Linked DNA regions of Homo sapiens: region 2 is linked to region 1. Evidence: read pairs that join two places in POLR2A ChIA-PET (ENCODE). Cell type or tissue: Caco-2. All regions are shown on one strand. Region 1 overlaps HSF5 (heat shock transcription factor 5). Region 2 overlaps RNF43 (ring finger protein 43).

Region 1 (2,500 bases):
AAGTGACAGAGTCAGTAATTAAACTCCAAAGCACACGCTCTTTAATATACCACAATACAGCGAGGCATGGTGGCTCACTCCTGTAGTCCCGGCACTTTGAGAGGCTGAGGCAGGTGAATCCCTTCAGCCCAGGAGTTTGAGACCAGCCTAGGCAACACGGTGAAACCCCGTCTCTACAAAAAATACAAAAAACAGCCAGGCTTGGCGGCACATGTTTGTAGTCCCAGCTACTCAGGAGGCTCAGGTGGGAGGATCACTTGAGCCCAGGAGGTAGAGGCTGCAGTGAGCCATGATTGTGCCACTGCACTCCAGCCTGGGTGACAGAGTAAGACTCTATGTACAAAAAAAATTTACATATATATATATCTCACAATAATTCCCTAAGCTAAACCCTGTTCCTGAAATGTAACATTTGTAGTTTTACTAGAATTCTACTTGCCGAATATCTTTAAAGGTGTCTTTATCAATAAGGTGGCAACTCTCCCTTTTTATGTCCACATTTTTCATATTTTGAGTGTGCTAATCTCATTATTTAATCTTTAAAGGTAAATTGACCTAAGAATTTTTAAAAAATAGCCGAAATGCTTCCCTATTTCTCCATGACTATTGATTCTTGAAACATCAGAAGTTCATGAAGATATACTAGAAATAAATATTTTCTCTTTGTATCATGAGCAATTTAACCATTAAATTTTGCACACAGAAAGAAAACTTGAAATAATGGGCAAAATTATAGTTCAGACATAAATATAAAGGTTATTTTTTGGATGACTTTTTTTAACAATTTTGGTGACTTTAAAAGGCCATATATTACTAAGATTGCCTCATAAAATTCAAGCTGTTATCATTTCCAATACAGGTTAGCTGAACAGTTCTTAGATTTGATCCTTTGAAGGTTATTCAAATATATATTTTAAATGTTTTGGATTTGAATTTGATTTCCCAAAGTATTTGACAGCACAAATATCCTAGGAAATAAATTGAATCCAAATAGCTAAACACCAAGCAGGATCTGCAGAGCTTGCCAAAACTCGGGAAGGGAAAAAAAAAAAAAAAAGCTTTTTCCCCTAGAGTTATAGCAGCTAAGGAAAATCTAGCCACCCAGAAGTAGAGAAAGACTTAGGAGCTGCAGGTCCATTCCATCGGGGTACCAAAAAGCTGTGTTTCATTACAAATAAATCAATAAAAGGATTAGCTTTATTGTTCGGAAGTTTCTGACTCCATTGGTTACACATTTTGAATAGGTGTAAAAATGTACTTTAAAATAAATTTCTCAGAGAAATAAACTACAATATATAACAGAGAATATGTTAATATATTTTTGATAGCTTGATAGCTGAGTTAGTATCTCAGGAAACAGCGAAAAAGTAAATGTTCTTTAAAGTATCCAGTAACAAATGGAAAGTAAAACAGTACCTGTATGAAGAAAATGAGGATTTGAATAGATTATACTCCAAAAAGATTCCTCAATGGCTATTCCTTACCACTGTAGTCCTATTTTGTATAGTCAACAAAATAGAACAAAGTATTAGTAAGTTTACTGAATATGAAAACCTAGGCATAGAAATTTGACTATGTGCCTAGTATATGAAAAAATAATCAACTGTGCATTATGAAAGCACTGACATTTATAAAACTTAGTTTATCACTATGTCCTAAGATACATTCATCTGCACAAAGAACTTTCAGTGTCTTCCTGAAGGCAGTGTTCAGTTGAGGCATTAAATTCCATGTAGAAAGAAAAACTGAAAATAATTAAAAGAATTCCATTTCAGATATAAATATAGGCATTAATGACATTTTCAAAAAATGTCTAAGTAATAAAAAAATGTTAAGCCAGAGTTACTAAAAATTATTGCTCCCGCTATAGGTGAGGCAAACAAGTTAATATACTTTATCCTATGGAAGTGATTCAAATATAGAATTAAAATACTTAGAATTTGAATCTACTCCAGAATAGTATAATGTCAACAGTGAGAAAATACCCAATAATATAAATGCTCAAAAGAAAAAGCATTATAATAGTATATTTAATTTCAAGATAAGTTCCTATGGCAACTAGAACCCCAGTATCTCCTCATTTATGGTGAGGTAAAGAAAAGGTCTTCTGAGTTTATACCCCAAAGTGAAAGCAGGCATTTGAAAAGGTATCTGTACACCCATGTTCAACACAGCAAAATTTACAACAGCCAAAAGATGGAAGCAACTCAGTATCCATCAACAGATGAGTGGATGAACAAAATGTGTTACACATATACAATGGAGTATTATCCAGCCTTTAAAAGGAAGAAAATTCTGACACATACTACAATATAGATGAATCTTAAAGACATTAAGTGAAATAAGCCAGTCATGAAAGGACAAATATTATACGATTCCTCATGTAAGGTTCCTAGAAAAGTCAAATTCATAAAAACAAAAAATAAATTAGAGATTACCAGGGGTTGGGGGAAACTATTGCTTAATGGGTACCAAGTTTAATTTGGGTGATGAAAAGTTT
Region 2 (2,500 bases), 81 kb before region 1:
TATTAAAATCCTATATATCCTTCAAGGGCAAGTTCATATGCTACCTCTTCCATGAAGAATCTCTTCTTCTTCATCTGAAATGCCCCAAATATCTCGTTTGTATCTATGTGTGGTAATTTTCACCTTTTGCTTTATATTCTTTTTTTTTTAATAAACAGAGATGGGGTCTTGCTATGTTGCCCAGACTGGTCTCAAACTTCTGGCCTCAAGTGATCTTCCTGCCTTGGCCTCCCAAAGTGCTGAGATTACAGGTGTGAGCCACCATGCCTGGCCTATACTCTCACTTACTAAATTGAGGGCAGGGGTTTCTTTATAATCCCGCATAGCACAATGCTCTAACATAAAAGGCAGTCAATAAATGTGTGCTAAATTAATGTTGAAAACGTGAGCTTTTGGTCTCCCAGGTCCACTTTGGTCCATTTCTTTGTGATTCGTACTTCACACTAAGCACTCGTTAGAAACAACCTCTGGAGGGATATCAGAATTTCAAACAATGTTAACAGAGAAGCTGAGTCAGTCTGGGATTAAGTTCAGTCCTAGTTCAGCCAAAAGGAATTGTCTGGACCCTGTTCCTGCTTGAGGAGATATCATAATTGGGCAGCTTGTGTGAGCCATGGGAACACACTTGAATACATTTACATGAGAACATATTTGTCTTAGAAATAGGTACGCCAAAGTGCATGACACCTGGCTGGGTGCGGTGGCTCACACCTGTAATCCCAGCACTTTGGGGGACCGAGGCAGGCAGATCACTTGAGGTCAGAAGTTCGAGACCAGCCTGGCCAACATGGTGAAACCCCATCTCTACTAAAAATACAAAAATTAGCCGGGCATGGTGGCAGGTGCCTGTAATCCCAGGTACTCAAGAGGCTGAGGCAGGAGAATCAGGAGAATCGCTTGAACCTGGGAGGCAGAGGTTGCAGTGAGCCAAGACTGTGCCACTGCTCTCCAGCCTGGGCGACAGAGAGAGACTCCATCTTCAAAAAAAAAACAAAAAAACAAAGTGCAGGACACCTATAAAAGTCAACTACTATTAGATTGACAATGACAATGGCTTCACTGAAAACAAAAGCAGATCCAAAAAGTTCCGAATAGTTCTGAATATGGCTCAGCTAAGATATAACTATCTTACTCTGGCTTTCATCCAATACATTTCCTCTTGGCCCAGTTAGCAAATGGGTAATTATATGACATCAGCCACCATGGGGTGGCTGGGACATAAGGTGGCTTCATGGTGCCATATAATGTGGCACCAAGTTTCTTAATCACCAACCACAGGTGCATCAACTCTTCCCCCCACCACACACACCCCCTCCATAAAACCACCTTATCTGATATTTCTGTTGACACAGTGACTATGCTTCAGGCACTTTCCTTTGCTTCTTCTTAATGTTTGTTCGGGTGGGTACCTCTGTGCAGATGCCTATAAATGAGTTCTTAGGGTATAGGAGTAACCACCCAGTCATCAGGCCATACTTTTGTTTTTAGGCAGGCTTAACTCAGAAAGTAGCAGCATATGTAATTGCTAAGCCAAAACCTACCTGAAATACTTCAGAGGCTAAGCCCCTTTCCTAGCCAAATACCTAACTACTAGAGTTGCTCTCTGTCAGTAAGTTGATTCCTTGCCTGCACATTATCAGACCTGTTTCTGGAGCCATCTTTCTCCCTAAAATGACAGCTGCTACAGTTTCCCCCAAACCCTTTGTGACACGGCATATCAATGGCTCCCAAGTGATCCTTGTCAAGAAACAGAGACTCACTTCATGTGACCACTGAGTACAATGCTGGATGGGCATGCACAGAGATTTCCCTCACAGGTACATCAGAATGGGTCTGAAATATGGCCTCTTACTTGGCAAGTATTTGATGAGCACCTATCTTCTTCCCAAAACTGTTAGGTCCAACCCAGGAGGTACATTCTCACTGGGGAGATGACATATACACAAAGTAAATGGTGGTACAAAACGACATTGTATCAAAGGCCACATTGTGTGGTAAAGCCAATAGGTCCTACAGGATTTGTCAAGGAGATGGATCTTAAGCTCACCCTTAAAGACAACAGAATTTGGACAGGAAAAAAATAGCCACAGGATCTAGTCCACTGGGATCTGTCAAATGGATTTTTCAAACTTCTGAGCTTACTTGAGAAGAAACCAGGAGCCAGGTGAGAGAAAAAGTAAGGTTCTTGAGCAGTTTCTCTCAAGTCTTCAGGGTACAGGAAGACTTGTCTGACTGAAAAAATAGATCTGCAAAGATAGCTTGGATAGCTGAGGTAGGATCAAATTACAAAGGCTACTGCATGCCAAGATGAGAGTTAGAGCTTGCTCTCATATGCAAAAAAGGAATCATCCTAAATTCTTCAGGGGATCTCATTATCAAAACAATACTGTAAGCAGAGCAATTTAATAGCAGAGTAAACTAGTGCAATGAAGAGAAAACTAGTGGTAGGAAAATCAATTAGAGAGCTGTTCCAGTAATCTAGTACTGCACGATCAGAGCT

What was found. ChIA-PET counts read pairs that join two places held together with the same protein. Peaks named below come from ENCODE experiments on the same cell type or tissue, not always from the same donor. Only the 100,000 strongest peaks of a DNase experiment are listed, where the experiment ranks them.
Region 2: POLR2A ChIA-PET joins it to region 1 with 5 read pairs; 4 of 35 experiments call an interaction of 5 or more read pairs at or near these places.

Annotation. Positions count from the first base shown.
Region 1 is chr17:58,468,058-58,470,557 of GRCh38, forward strand. The region is part of intron 2 of HSF5 (heat shock transcription factor 5); the gene reads right to left. Among named protein-coding and RNA genes, the nearest start is that of HSF5, 19 kb to the right of the region's middle. In Caco-2, no CTCF peak of the experiment used is centred here; no DNase peak of the experiment used is centred here.
Region 2 is chr17:58,386,680-58,389,179 of GRCh38, forward strand. The region is part of intron 2 of RNF43 (ring finger protein 43); the gene reads right to left. Among named protein-coding and RNA genes, the nearest start is that of RNF43, 30 kb to the right of the region's middle. In Caco-2, no CTCF peak of the experiment used is centred here; a DNase peak (open chromatin) is centred at 1,312.